Regions from separate parts of the Homo sapiens genome. Here region 2 is linked to region 1. Evidence: chromatin loops called from intact Hi-C (ENCODE). Cell type or tissue: dorsolateral prefrontal cortex. All regions are shown on one strand.

Region 1 (8,000 bases):
AAGAAACCTTGTAGAAAACCACATAAATATCCAACATTTTTCACAATTTAAACGGTAAAGGCATGTTGTTAGTTGAACTGAAAAATCTCTTAGCTGAAACTATATGTTTTAAAAACATGGGCCAAAAGCAACCACGTAACTAGTGTAACTTTAAACAGGAAATTTTATGTCCTTTTTTTTTTGAGATGGAGTCTTGCTCTGTCACCCAGGCTGGAGTGCAGTGGTGCGATCTTTGTTCACTGCTACCTCTGCCTCCTGTCTTCAAGCAGTTCTCCTGCCTCAGCCTCCTGAGTAGCTGGGATTACAGGCACCCGCCACCACGCCCGGCTAAATTTTATTTTTAGTAGAGACAGGGTTTTGCCATATTGGTCAGGCTGGTTTCGAACTCCTGACCTCAGGTGATCCACCTGCCTTGGCCCCCCAAAGTGCTGGGATTACAGGCGTGAGCCACTGCGCCAGGCCAAGTTTTATGTCTTAAATGTAGAGCCAAAACTCTGTGACAGGAACGTGTTACAAATCAGTTTCCTCAGCCCTGGTATCCACTGAGGGATGAAAGCTTGCAAGGTACAGGGAAGGAGCAAGACTTAGACTTTGGAAAAGCTGGCTTCAAATTCTGACTCTATCCTTGTGCTTTGTGGCCTCGGGCACATTTTTTATCCTCGCCTCTCTTAGTCTTAGTTTTCTCACCTATAAAAGTAGTAGTTTTGTGATTATAGTAAAACACGCAGCATGGGGCCTGGCACACATGTGGTCACAACAAGTACATATTATTCTCTTTATAATTCTGACTATTGGAGATATGCAAATGGAGCCACTATTTTTATAAAATCATCATTTATTCCTTTAAAACCTCATTACGGATATTTCCTAGCCCCTCTCAAAACCAACTTACCTTTGTCAAGTCTCCTATGGTGGTGCTATTCAATTTTAATTAATTAAAAACGAACAGACTCATCATGTTCAACCTACTAACTCCATCAAATGTTCAAAAGAAATGTTTTAAAGGCATCAGTTTTATTAGATTGATCATACAGTGGTATGTATTGAAAATTCTTTCCCACTTCTTAAGTATTTCAGTCCCTCTCCTGCTTCCATAAGTAACCTCAGGGAGGAGACACAGATTCAAGTAGAGGATTTTTTCACACGTGTGCTACATTAGAAGATGCTCTGGAGAGAAGGCATCAGCATGCAGGCTCCCAGAATGGTCTTGAGAGCACCCTGGGCATCACATCTGGGACAAACCGATGAGGTTAATTTATTACAAATGATTCCCCAATGACCCTGAAATACTGCTTTTGCTGCCATCTGAATGGGCTCAATTAATGTGCTGCCAAGAATTTTTTCCACTGATTATATAGACATAACTATAAATCCATTGCAAATGGAGGGAAGGTACCTGCGTCTACATTTGTCTGCATGAACAGAAAAGAAACCTGAGACACATCGATTTTACAATGTGTTTAAAGTGAATTCTTCTTTGCAATTTCCTGACTACATTCTTGTTCTCTGAAAACAGGCAATGTGATTTTTATTGTGTATAAATTGGTTTTTGGTGAAAAGGAGTTAAAAGATTTCAAACTTAACTTTTCATCAACAGCCAATGGTCATTCTGTTTATGACCTTACAGGATATAGCTGGTATATGTCACAGTCATAGATGGACGCTGTGCACTGACAAACAAACCTAATCATTAAAATAGGGGACTGCCTGTTTCAAATGCATTATGCACCACAGACAGTATGAACCAGAAAAACTTGGCCTATAATATTTATTCTAATTATCTCAATCAAGAATAACCATTAGTATATTCTCAGAGAGAGAGGAAAGGTGATTTTTTTCATTTCATGATAATGTCACATTAGTTTTTTTCAGAATATATTAAAATAAATTTAATCTACTCTCAATTGCTAATATTTTTTCCTTTTGTTTTCTGAAAACAATCAGACAATAGCTTAAGAAACTACAATGGTGGATCTAATCAATCCTACTTCATATGAAGATCAAAACCTACTTCAGGATTCATTTTAGAAAGTACATATTGGAAAACTATATTGAAAAATGACCCGTTGGAATCTAGATTGACATGGCAACATTTGAAACAAGTGGTCTAGCTAACACAGTCGACCATGCAGAAGGAGTTGCAACATTTATAGAAATACCGAAGGAATTCTCGTGAACAGTAATTGCCGAAAGGAAAGAAAGAATGGATAAGAATGGGTTCACGGTTTCAGTGTCGGTGACATTACTGAGTTCATGTTAGCAAAATCAGGTCCCTTCCAAACACAATTATGTAAACTATTTGTATTGGATTGAAAGGGGTCATATTCTGTTACATACATGCAGCATTAAAAAATCTACCATCATGTAAAAAAAAAAAATAGTCTGGAAAAAGTAAGTCTTTCTCAATTTTCCTCAATCACTCAAATTTATTTTAAAGTCCAGGTAAAAACTCTGAAACTCATTTACTTCTAATAACATCATGGGCGTATCATATCCCTTCCTTTCCTACCCCCAGTCAGCCCTCCAAACAAAGTATAAAAGGAAACCCTTGCCCCCAAGCAAAACAAAATAATGTTGAGTGGAGAGCTCAACAATTTTTTTTAATGGTGAAAACACTGGTAACATTATTTTCACTTCAATCACTTAACTCATCTGAACGATGTCATTGTTTCACGAATGCTAAGTGCTCCTGTGGCTTGAGAGGGAATCCAATGCAAGGAATTCAAGGGAAGCATCTCAAACCTTGGCCAGGCAGTGGAAGTGCTTGGTAAATGCAGAGTCCTCCTGGGTGCAAGGGTGCTACACATCACTGGGCGAGCGCGCTCTCTGGGCGAGACTGGACGGGATGCAGCCGCAGCAAATGAGACAGAGCGCTTTCTGGATCTCTTGGTTTCTGAAAGCATATATGACAGGGTTGATGATGGAATTGTAGGTGGCGGGCAGGAGGGTGGCGTAGGTATAGATGGAGGGGTAGGTGTAATCCGCTATCAAGGAATAGAGGGTGAAAGGCATCCAGCAAGCAGCAAACGTCCCCAGGATGATAGCCAGGGTGGAGACCCCTTTCCGGGTGGTCACATAGTGCGACGTGGCCAGGAAGTGGTGCTGCAGGGCTATCTGATGGGCGTGCCTCATCACAATCTTACAGATCTGGATGTAGAGCTGAAGCATGAGCGCAAACATGAAGAGGAAGGACACCGAGAGGATGGCCGCGTTGTTCTTGGTGAGCGGTCTGACCACGCTGCAGGTGGACTCGTCTCGGAGGCAGTTCCAGCCCATGACGGGCAGCAGCCCCAGGCAGATGGAGGTCCCCCAGAGCATGACGAGCATGACATAGGTAAACGTGACCGTCCTCTCCGAATGGTACGTCAGAGCGTAGTACAGTGAGAGGTAGCGGTCAACAGTGATAGCCAGCAAGCTGCAGACAGAGGCAGAGAAAGAGGCGACAATGAGGCCGATCGTGACCAGCTTGGTGGCTTCTGACTGAAGCAGGTAGGCAAAAACAAAATTGGTGATGAGTCCAATGCCGGCCAGCAGGTCTGCAAGAGCCAGGCTGCCTATTAGCAGGAACATGGGTGCTCGCAGGCTGGGGTTGTGGAAGATGATAAGGACCACAATGGCATTTTCACAGGAGATGAGGGTTCCCGAGGTACACAAGACAATGTCCCAGGGGTTGACTACGAGCTCAGGCTCTGGCTCTACGGCAGGAACCCGGGAGGAGACAGCAGCCGAGATGTTCTCCGCAGCAGCGGCATCTAAATAATCCCGAGGCAGCCCGCTTAAATTGACCTTCAGGTCTTCATTCATTTTAACCCCTGTCCTCTTCAACGAAAAGACAGGCTTTTTAATGTTTAAATACAGCAGGGTGACAATCCAAGATCATGCAAAAAACACACAGACAAACAGAAAGCCAGCCCCTGCTCAGATACCAGTACCAAATGCCACAAGCTTCGGGAATGAGGAACTGTTGGGAAATGAAACAAAAGCCAAAGTCTCTGTGGTTTAAACCCCACAACAAAAATGCCGTTTGGCATTGGGGAAAACACAGGGTAGGACTTCAAAACACCAGCGTGAGCGAGGCAGGCACACACGGACTCGCGGCGGTCTGTTTGCAACAGCGCTGGGAATGCACATTGGAAAATCACATCTTGCATGCTGAAAACGAACAACTGTTTGACATCTGGGCTGCTGCCGAGAAAACCACGCGGCAGCGGCAGGTCTCGAGCCAGGGGCCGCCATCCTCGATGGAATATTTAAATCGCCTATTTCCATCGAACTCCCACCCTCCAAACGCATCCCCCGCGCGCGTGCACATCCTCAAACGCACCCCCGACCGGAACAAAGAGGGGCTCCAGACTCCCCCCGTGCGCACGGGGCAGTCGGGAGGGCCACGAGAGGGAGGTGTGTGCAATGGAAGTACCGAGACAGACAGACAGACAGATGCCCATGCACTGCTGCCGATTCCCTGGCGGCGGGGACGGGAGTCGGACGCGAGGGGGACAGACAGGGTGCGGGGACAGGCGGCCCGCGGGGGCGGGGGGGTCATCGAGGGGGTCACCTTGGCTCGCCCAGGCCGAGGGGGCTCCTCCGGTGCTTCCGAAGCGCGTGGGCTACTCGTGTCGCATGTCGGCGCAGTTGCCCGCTGTGGCAAGGGGGGGGCGGCCGGGCTCCGGAGCGGGCCGGGAGGGCGCGGGGCGCGCACTCCGCGGCAGGTGAGCGGCGCGGCTGCAGGTGAGCAGCAGCCTCGGCTCGCGCGCCCAGCTTTCCCCGCCGCGCCCGCCCGGCCCACACGCTCCCCGCGCGCGCGCCGCCCCCGCCCCGCGCGCGCCCGGCCGCCCGCCCGCCCGCGGGATCCCCGCGAGGCCGCGCGCCCCCACGGGTCAGGGCTGCTCTAGGGTGCGGGCAGGCGAGGGCGGCCCAGGGGCGCGGGGCGAGGGGCGAAGGAGCCAGGAGGCTGAGAACTGCATGGTAGCCCTGCCTGCCTGCCGCGCTGCGCGCCCCACCCCAGCCGGCGGCCCCGGGCTTGCACCGGGCGGGGCAGGGGAGCGCTGCCTGGAGCCCTGTGACCTATTTCGTTCCTGTGGTTTCCCTGGGGAGCTCCAAGTCTCTACAGTCCTGGCTTTTCCACGCCTTTACCTAAACCACTACATTCAGGGCCAAAAGAATTGCTTAGGATGATATTCACGATCAGCAGCAGGGATGCGGGGTGGACAGGTTAGGGAAGCAGATCTTTAAAACAACAAAATGCCCCGCACGCTCTTTTAGAATTGCCCATGGTCCTGGACCTGGTTCATTATCACTGTTCCCCAGGAACATTTGCTTGACTGGATAGATGCTGCTGCTCTGTGGATCATCATTATCATCACCAAATTGCACTTATTAAGCGCTCTTTGAGCTGTGTTTTCAAATGGAAATCATTTACTGAGTTCTTGTAGAAGCTTCCTGCAGACATTGGCCAAACCCCAATTCATTTAGATACTGAAGTGGCACTATTAATTTATTTTTTCATTTTGCCACATCAATGGATTCTAAGATGAAGAACCTGATAGCTGTCTGCTTTTATGATCCCATGCCTCCTCTGGATATAAAAACCAGAGCACCTCATAGATCTTAAGTTCCAAGATGATCCTCCAGTTTAAAGATGGGATAAGGAAAAAGTGTGATAGTCTTGTCTTGCCCTGTCAGAGGTGAAGGTTTTCCCACTGCTTTTCTTCCACTTGCCCAGGGGCTCTTGTATGAATGGAGATGGTCTGCAGGCAAGGGACCCTACAGGGGCATCATCAGCTGACCAGCCTGCCTTCCCCTGGTGCTCACGTCTTCTCTACCCCAGCCCAACAGATTCGGAGCCTCAATCACCCTTGACTTTCTTCCCGCTTCTCCTTCCCTTCTTCCATCAATCAGTTTCTGGCTCTGCAAGGTCACTCCAGCTCTCCCTGCATGCCACTTCTCATCATCCTCAGCTCCCTGGTTGAGGCCCTCATCCCCTCTCACCTGCATTTCTGGTACCCACCTGCCTCTCCCTTTCCCAACCTCCTCGATTTGGCACATCTATTCCATGATGTCCAAGACCTCCTGCTACCTCCAGAATAGTCTGAACTTTTTACCTTGACAGATTCTGCTCAGTAGTTCTTGGGGTGGGCCTACCTTCTGCATTTGCAAGCCTCTTCCCCAGTGATGCTGCTGCTGCTGCTGGTTGACAGATCACACTTTGAGAAGCAAGGTTCTATGGAGTTTTCAGAGTGGCTTGTTCATGGTGGGGAGGCATCAGACTCGTGTGTGTCCCAAGAACCGGGCTAAGGGCTGGGCATAGAAATTCAGTAAGACACGGTCTCCAGTCTGGTAGTGACACACACACAAATCAACAATAATGCCAGGCAGCAAATGCTGTCATGAAGGGATGTAATCTTCTTCTCAATTCTACATGATGCATCAAAGAATTTTAGAATGAAGCGATGAAAAATGAACAGTCACTTAACAAACATGTAGTAGTTTTGGCATAATATAGCTCAACCTACATGGCAAAATTTTGGGCACCTCACATTGGCATTGCAGTTTAGGGAAAGCGAATGCATAGGGCTAGCCAGACACTATTCTAGCCAATAACACTGACATGGTTTATGGCCCTGACTTCACGGAGCTTAAAGGGGTGGGACTTTTTAATTCAGTCGTTAATGTGTTTGAGAATTTTTTTTAAAAAAGAGCTGAGTGTTGGAGGAGAGAAAAAAGTATTGAGGTGAATGGCAGAGGTATACAGATTTTTGTAAAAAAAATTTGTAAAACCTGGGAGGAGTCAAAGGAGGAAACTGAGGCAAGTTACACCTGGGGCTTGGATACCGTCACTGGGGAGAGCCCAGGAGTTAGCTGCTAACACTGATGTGGACACTCAGCTCCCCTGTTGGTAACAGCAACTGTGTTCACAGTTCTGTCCCCACTCCCCCCGGAATGATTACTTGTAACTTCCCTGTACTCCGGATTCTATGTTCATTGGTTTATTTGTTAGGACTTTTGTTGCCAGGGAGCAGAAATCCAATTCAAACTAGTTTAAGAAAAAAAGGCGTTTTGTTGTCTGGCATGACTAGGAAAGATCTGGAGTGGTTCACATAAAAGAAGGAGAAGCTACAGGAAACAGGTGGCTGGCAGTCAGCCCTGCCCTGATTTATTTCTGCTTGTCTTTGCTTCTCTGTGTCTGTGTGCCTCAAACTTCTCTACCCCAGACAAGTTTCTTCCAGGCAGTCATGGAAAGTGGCCTCAGGCAGCCCTGGGCTTGCATTCTAAGACTGTATTCTTAACTTGTGAGTGGAATTCCCATGGAGAACTCTGCCCCAGCCTGGGCTGCGCCCCCTGCTCACAACCAACAATGGCAGCTAAAGGGAAAGAGTGGATCAGTTGGCCAGGCCTGGATCTCATGTGGTGTCTTGTGATGGGCATCCCTCTGAACTTCACCAAATGGGCATTTCTGAGAGGAACAGTGAGTTGGGACACCAGGCACACCAACTCCAGGTCTGGAGGTCGGGATTCACCACAGCTTGGAACTGGGTGAGCCAATGGGGACGTTTTGCACAGCCTCAGTAACGAGGGCCATAGAGTAGCTGTCTGCAAAGCTGTCTTCTCGATGTATTCACCGCCCATGACAGGACACTGCCGCAGATGCCCTCAGAAGTGTGACATTTATTGCCTTTTCATCACTTACCTTTTTTGTCACTTTTTAAAATAACTTCAGCAAGAAGTTGTAAACCTTCAAGCATGATCTGGCATTTTCACAACCTATAGTAACGATGACTGTTTTATGTGAGAAAGGCTCGGTGCCTGTCTTAATCACACATGGCATCTTTGCCAACTTAAACCCTGAGGGCACATTTATTAGCCCCTTCTTGTAACTGTATTTGTAAATCATGAGACTGTCACAGATTACTGGCTGGAGCAAGTCATAAACTGAGCCAGTACTGCACAGCACATGGTGTCTGTATTGAAATTTTACCAGTCAGCTTCTTTCTTGCTTATGT
Region 2 (8,000 bases), 100 kb after region 1:
CATAGTTTCCCCAGCCATCCTCCCAGGAAGACAGGATGCTGGGCTGATGTTCTGGGCTTTTGATGCCAGGCATCTGGTGACCCCACCCTCTGGCCTGGTCCTCTGGCCTGGTCCTCTGGCCTCCCCTAAAGATGCTCTTGCTCACCAATGATGTGCTGTGTGGCTCCCAATTCTTACCTCCACCTGAGGCCCTGCCGAGTTCCTGGAAGAATTTATGGCTTTTCATTTCTGTCCTCGACTCCTCCTCAGCCACCCAACTCTTTGCCACCCTCTGTGTGTGGTCATGGAATTGACCACAAAATCCCAGGTTCTAGTTCTGTCACTCCTGAACCTTGAGTTCCTTCACGGGAAGTCCCTGCCATGCCCCGTTTCAGCACGTGAGGACTCATGCCCTGACCCCAAGGCCCACCCCACCAGCACACTCCTCTTATCTGCATGTCCTTGCTCAGCCAGCCCTGGGCTGGGGTTGGTCACTCTGATTGCTCTTGTGCCAATGTTTTTAGCTCCCCAGGTCAAGGATGTCCCCAGGTCCATCCTTCTCCCGGTGCCCCCCACCACACCCTGGCAACCCATTGACTTTCCCATCAGTCCATCTTCATATTTTCTGCTCATATTCTCAGTGCTGTGCTTTGAGGGAAATCACCCAACCATGGAGTTGGGTTTGTGGTCTCCAATCTCAGGATAGCCTTCTGTGGATTATCCTACCCTTTGGACTTTGTTCAGAGAAAGAGGCAAATTTCCAGTTTTTCTTGTATTTACTTCTTTGGGAAACCAGCCTCATATAGAAGTAAAAGGATGAAGCTGGGAGTAGGAGCCGGTTTTGGAGCCTGGCTCTGTCACATTCTAGATGTGGGACCACAGACAAGCCCTTAATTTCTCTGGGCTTGGTTTTCTTATCTGTAAAATGAAGATGTTGGATCAAATAATTTTTAAAAATATGTTCCAGCTCCATAATGCCAAAATTTTAAGAATTTTGATAGAAAATTCTTGTAGGTTCCTAGCTTCTTTAGCATCTGCTTTGTCTCATTTTTCATCCATATGAAGGGAATTTTACCTCTACTGACATCAACCATCTGTCAATCATCCATGGGGAAAAGGAGATGTCTAGTGTTGACAACAGCACTACTAGCTGAGGTGGAGGTCCCATCTCCCGGGGAAGGAAGGAACCTTGGGCTTCAGGGTGGTGCAGTCTGACCCACTGAGGTGGCAAAAGGGACTGAGGGGTCCTCAGCAGGTGTCCCCTCCTGTCAGGGTTCCTGAGCTGAGCACTATAGTTATACCCAGTGTATTAGTCCATTTTCATGCTGCTGATAAAGACATACCCCACACTGGGAAGAAAAAGAGGTTTAATTGGACTTACAGTTCCACATGGCTGGGGAGGCCTCAGAATCATGGCGGGAGGTGAAAGGCACTTCTTACATGGTGGCAGCGGGAGAAAAATGAAGAAGTAAAAACAGAAACCCCTGATAAGCCCATCAGATCTCATGAGACTTATTCACTACCACTAGAACAGTATGGGGGAAACTGCCCCCATGATTTAAACTATTTCTTACTGGGTTCCTCCCACAACACGTGGGAATTATGGGAGTATAATTCAAGATGAGATTTGGGTGGGGACACAGAGCCAAACCATATCACCCAGGGTACATCTGCTATCCAGGTGCCAAAACAAATGGAAATGATGTGGTTCATCAGCACAACACAATATTGTCAAAATCAGCACACCTGGAACATTTTTTTTTTAAGAGACAGGGTCTCATTCTGTTTCCCAGGCTGGAGTGCAGTGGTATGATCTTGGCTCACTGCAACCTTGACCCCCCAGGCTCAAGTGACCATGTCACTCAAGCTACCATTGACTAGCTGGGACTACAGGTGTATGCCACCATGCCTGGCTAATATTTTAGTTTTTGTAGAGATGGGGGTCTCATTGCATTGCCCAGGCTGCTTTTGAATGTCTGGGCTCAAGCAATCCTCCTGCTTCAGCCTCCTAGAGTGCTGGGATTACAGACACGAGCCACAGCACCTGGCCGACACCTGAGTCTTGCTGTTGTTTTCCATCCATTTCCCTGTCATGGTGTTTCATTTTGTATTACAGGGTCCTTGAGGGGAGAGACTATGCTCAAATTTGCTCTCTGTGTACCTAAGGGCTCAGTGAGTGCCACTGAATGAAGATACTGCTAGAAGACACAAACACTCCAAGGGAGGGCACCTGCTTGACCTGAGTGCTGTTTCTAAATGAGATTTCTCACTTCCTAAACATCATAGCTACTTTCCAAAAAGGAAATAAATGGAACTCCATTTCCCTATCCCGTCCCAGGTGATTGAAGTTACGTGACCCTGAAGAAAGTGCACACTTCAGGTAGCTTCCAAACGGTCTCCCCACTTCCTAAAATAAGACAAAATATAAAAAGCACTAGGACTGAAATAGCTGGCCTCTATCCAGGGGAAATGAAGGGCAGCTCAGCCTCCCTGCCAATGATGGATGCAGGGAGTTTTGCAAGCTTCCTGTCTGTCCCCTGTGATGGAGTCCTTTGGGGCTGCCTTGCCAACTGGCTGGAGTTCAGGCTGTGTCTTCACAGACATCAGTACTGAGAATATGAATGGCTTTGTCTGTTTAATAAAATAACCAGCTTTAAAAAAACTGAACAGCTTGGTTATTTCACTAACAATACAAATCAATAGATCTTGTTGGCTACAGAAATGGTCTTGACCCCTCACCTGCCAGTTTAAAACGATTTATTCCTTCTTTACTCCTTGTTTCGGTTCAGTACATCAAGCTTGGATATCATCCTAGCCTCTGCCCTTGAGAGCATGGCTGCTGACCTTGTTCCAGAACACAGGCTACAACCCCAGGGGGCATGGGGAACAGAGCCCGCTGAGGTCTGCACGAGGCCTTTGAGGAGTGGGGCTGCTCACAGGAGAGGGAGAGATGGGTTCTTAGTGGGAGAACAAGCACAGGGCACCGGGAGGGGCCAGGAAGTATATGGGTAGCCAGTGTGGAAGAGGTTATGGTGCAAGTTTGCATGGCTAAAGAAGATTTGAGCTCAAGAAGGGTTTAGAGGGATTTCATGTCATTGCCTGCAGGTGGGAAGGGAAGGATGCTGATAGTGTGATGTGATGCTGAGGCTCACAACCACCCTCATAAGACTCAGTTCCTGGCTGGTCCTGACCAAGCCAGATGCTGGAAAGGACAACGCTCATCTGGTAATCCTCAGGCTGCCCCTTCTCAGGCAGGCAAAATACCAGCCAATTTCTTTCCACTGGAGAGGGAAACTTGGGGACCACTTCCAGCTGCTTCATTCATAGTGGTGAGGTGTAGGGAGGGCCCATGAGTGGCTTGGGACATCCAGCTCCCCAGTCTACCCTAAGAGTGTGAAGAGGGAACAGAAGTAGAGGACGCATTGTGCTTGACTTACCCCTTCTTCCACTGGTGTCTCTGGGGACCATGTCGCCCTTCCCCAAAGTCTCCAGTGCCACCATATTGTCCTGCCACCCAATGGAGGGCTGAAGTTTTCTTTCTTACTTCTCTTGAGCCAGTCCCATTTCCAGGAGCTGGTCCCATTGCCCAGTCTTCCTCATCTTCTCTCAGACAGAATTCCTTGGACATGATCCATCCCTACCTCTGTCAACTCCACTTCCTCCACTGTGGTCCAGCACTGTCCTATCTTGCACTCTCAAACACAGAATCCCACTTACAACTCCGAGTCTGACCACAGCTTTTCTGTAGCCTGTTTGGACTTGCTTGTGATTGTATACCCCCTCCCCAGGGTGCACCACCTTCCTGATCTCTGTGAGCTCAGCCTCATGTCATCACTCCCAGCAGGCTCTACAGGTGTGGATGAGAAAGGGTTTAGAGGGCAGGGACCATGCCTGGACTGGTCACTGAGGACACTCGACACCCAGTACCTCTTGATAGCAGGCAATATGCACACATTTGTTGAATAAAGGGATATTATTTGCTTTATGGGTGCTCTTCACGGAAGACATGAACAGAATGCTCAACTGTATTACTATTCTGACCCAGAAAATCAAGGGCATCCTTATATACAGGGGCCAGCTCCTTTACAACACAACCAATGCATTCTACTCACTACCATTAGCTAGTGTTTCTCAAACGCTGCTTTTACGATGCAATCCTTCCACTCAGAAATCTCCCTGACTCCTCTTTGAATTCCAATTTCCTTAGCCTGGCAGTCAAGACCCTCCACAAGCCTGCCTCTGTCTTCCTTTCTCAGTACTGTGCTACACAAACCCCTTATTCCAGCTAGACTGGTCTCCTAACTGTCCCTTCGCAGATGCTCATTCCTGCCTCTGTCACTGGGCACGCTCTCCTCTCCCAATCACTGGCCATGAGCCGACTCTGGCTCATATTCCGAGACCCTACCCAACAGTTATTCTGTCTATTGTTTCCTCCTTGAGCATTCCAACTCATGGCAACTTTGTCCATCTGTGGAATGATGGAACGGACAGCATCTGCTAGTCATCAGACACTGCTGTTTTGGGTGTCATGTGTCTTGTTGCCATGGATGATTTAACTCCATGTGTGTAACTCCTGCCCACCTTAACTAGACTGTATGTCCTCATGCCCTACTTCTCTGTACCCCATGTTTCTACAAGAGTGCACACAGTAGCTCCTCCAGGAAGCTGGTGGAATAAATGATTAAAAGGCTGAGATCTCTTTGCCTCTTCCTTTGGACCAGCCAAGTGGGCTGACCAAAGCCCCCAGAGGCTGCTAGAAGGGAGAAGGTAGAAAGACATCTTCTGTCTGTGTACCTGGAGCAGCCCAGGATGGTGGATGACTGGGATGTGTTTCAGGCTGAAGAAGGTGGAGGTAGCTCACAGGTGAGCTGGGGCAGCCCTGACTGTTGTTCTACCTGGGCTCAGCCTCCTGTGAATGCTCAGGGTGCACAGGCTGGGGACATGCCTGGGTATCTGAGAAAGGGACTAGTTGTCCCCAAGGAAGGTTTTGGAGCTGAGCCAGTCAGCATGCACACTGCAACTGTGACAGCCGCTGGGGCTCTTCTCCATAAGCAGTGGTGAATCACATTGAAGAGCGGCTTGTTAAAGGCAGACTTATCCCTCTACTCCGAAAATACAATCTGTCACTCCTGTATCAAACCAGCTGGTTCCCTAATAGCTACGGACAACATATTTTCTAGGAATGTGTCTTGAAATTTCCTTTGGCAAATGTCTCTAACTGGCATTTCCTCATTGAATGTGCTGTATTCTTACACAGCAAAATTGAATTTCCCTTAGAAGTTGGAATGTAAGTTACTATCATGTGGCTAAAAGGCACATGATGTGCCATGATGCATATGTCATTATCACTAACGTGCTCACTCTGTTGGTTATTGAAATTGAGGTGGCTCTTATTCATTCCTGGAATTTGTCTATTGGATCACAGAATAGGATTTTTCCTCTGAGATTCTAAGAGAGTGAGTCATCCTCCTGTATCCAATCTCCTTCTTTTACTTAGTAAAATAATCCTTGATTTTAGCAGGACCCAAAACTTCTTGTCATGGATATCACATTTCTGGGCCCCTTTGGAGGTAGGTGTACTCATGTGACTAAGTTCTGGTCAATGAAACGTAAATGGAAGAGTCACATGTGACTTCAAATAAGTGCCTTTAAAGTAAGAAAGTGTGCTCTTCCTTTTCTTTCACTTCCTGCATATTAGGATGCCAGTATGAGGTCTGGAGCTCAAGCAGCCATCTTGGACCATGAGACAACATGCTGCAGAAGAAGGGGCAGCTACATAGAAAGAGCCTGGGTCCTCAATCAGTGGAAGCCAGTGTGCTAGCCTTAGACTTCATTTACAGGAGACAAACTTCTGTATTGTTTAAACCACTGTTATGTTGAGTAATCTGTTAATGCAGCCAATTCTAGTTTCACCTGTTTCCACCAGATCCTGTGAGCTGCACCTTCTGTCTCTCTTGCCCTGTGGCCTTTGCTTGCACCTAGGCAATGGAAGGCATGGGCAAAAGAATGGAGGGTGGGAGGAGACAGAAAGAGAGAGAGAGAGATTGACTTTTCCTCCCTTGCTCCCTCCTGCTCCAGTGCCTCAACACAGCAGAGTTTGCCCATCTTCCTCTACAGCTCTTGCCAGGGGCGCTCTCCTCGCTGTCTCCAGTTCTCACTGGGCTCTGATGACACTGTTTTTCTTCTTTTCCTATTTAGTAATGGCTTACTATTATTGTTAACCTCTAGGAAGCTCAGTAACCTTTGTAGGTTTTCATAATTGTGCTCACACCTCTGTAAATTGTCCTTTTGTTAATTTCCTTAAACATTTTAGTAGAATTCAGCTTCCTGCCAGGACACTGGCTGATAGACCAATGAGGCAGGGACCAGCAGGAGGATTGTGTATCTTACCAGTCACTGCCTTCCTGATCAATCAGTGAATTTGCATTTTCTTTACTCTTAACTCTATGACCCTTGAGAAAAACACCTTGGAATGGACATCCCAGTGGCAATGGTTGACTATCCTGGGAGTTGTGTAAGCTTATCCTATGAGCTCACCTGCTGGAAGATGTGGTTCTGTTCTCAGAGTTTATAGTATACTCATGGACTGACAGGGACAGAGATAGGAATTAATTTTCATGTGAGGGAGAGAGTGACACTACTGTCATTATTGAAGGAGAGCTAATATGCAGTTTAGTAGTGAGCAACAAGGTAGAGACCTTGAAAACCAGGCAGGGAAAATTGAATTTAATTGGGAGCAATGGAAGCCAGCAAATGTAAGGTGACATGATATAAAGTGATGTTCTAGCAAAATGTATTTTGCAAAGGCTGACTGGTTTGTTCTCTCTGCCTTCTGCTTTTCCACTATTTCTTACAAACCTTGTAACTGCCTCTTGAACTAACTTTATAAATCCAGATCTGCTTCTGCCTCTATCAGCCCCCAATTGCTAAACCCACCCTTCTTTAGAATGATTTAAAAGGCCTTTTGCCAGCTGCAGCCAATCTCTAGTGCCATCTCCAGCCACTTCCCTCCACCTACCTTTTGTCAAGGCCCCCATGACTGGTCATCATTTCCTGAGCACACCACACTCATGCAAGCTTCTGAGCCCTCGCATGTGCTGTTCCCTCCAACCCAGAATGGACCAATAGAACTTTGCATCATGATAGAAATGTCCTGTGTCTATACTGTCTAATATGGTAACCACTAGCCATAGGTGGGTATTGATCCCTTAAAATGTGGCCAGTGTGACTGAGGAGCTAAAATTTTAACATTATTTAATTTTAATGTATTAAACTTAATTAAATAAATTTAATTTAAATGTCAATGGCTACATGTGGCTAGTGGCTAACATATTGGACAGTGGCTAGTGGTTACCATATTGGACAGAAAAACTCCAGACAACATGTTTTCTGTTCTTCTCTCCCACCTTTCCCCATGCTGGGAATCTAGAAAACGTCCATGTATCATCAAGGACAGGTTTAAATGTCACTGCTTCATATTCACTTTCTGTCACCTCCTCTTCACCCCATGAGACTTAATTACTCCTTCAACTTCACTCCCCTAGCAGTTTATGCTTACAGGCTTCTATTCCTTCTTTTGTTCTGTCAGGAGGAACTTTCTCCTCCTTACACTTTACTGTACAGTGCTGTTTGCGGGTCCGTAGGTGAGCCATGCCCTCTTGCCTCTAGGCCTTTGCATATTGCTGTTGCCTCTGCCTAAAACGCTCTTCCATACATCTCTCCCCTGGCTAATTAATGCCTTGAGATTTCAGCTTAGACATCTCTTATTCCAGGATGCTTTCCTTTATACCATTCTCCATACAAAGACAAAATTAGGGCTCTTCCTTCCTGAGTATTCCCATAGTGTCCTCTATTTATGAATCATAGTTTTCTATATTGTACTTGTGTTTGTAGCCTGTATTCCCCTCTGTACTATAAATCTCTTTGAAGACAAGGACTGATTATTGTTCAAACATCTGTCACAGTATCCGTTGCATACTGGGCTGAATATGAGCAAAATGTTCCTGTTGCAAGGCGGGGCA

Evidence for each region. A loop is a pair of places that touch in the nucleus more often than their neighbours do. Peaks named below come from ENCODE experiments on the same cell type or tissue, not always from the same donor. Only the 100,000 strongest peaks of a DNase experiment are listed, where the experiment ranks them.
Region 2: it touches region 1 in a loop (2.5-fold over the local background); 4 of 110 quality-filtered maps call a loop at or near these places.

Annotation. Positions count from the first base shown.
Region 1 is chr13:26,756,024-26,764,023 of GRCh38, forward strand. GPR12 (G protein-coupled receptor 12) reads right to left here and starts at 4,763. Exons shown (of 2, transcript NM_005288.4): 1 at 4,556-4,763; 2 at 1-3,819. The coding sequence starts at 3,804. The coding sequence ends at 2,800. In dorsolateral prefrontal cortex, no CTCF peak of the experiment used is centred here; DNase peaks (open chromatin) are centred at 3,672 and 4,107; H3K4me3 peaks cover 4,097 bases; H3K27ac peaks cover 1,906 bases; H3K27me3 peaks cover 687 bases.
Region 2 is chr13:26,859,630-26,867,629 of GRCh38, forward strand. No RefSeq gene overlaps it. Among named protein-coding and RNA genes, the nearest start is that of GPR12, 100 kb to the left of the region's middle. In dorsolateral prefrontal cortex, no CTCF peak of the experiment used is centred here; a DNase peak (open chromatin) is centred at 4,975.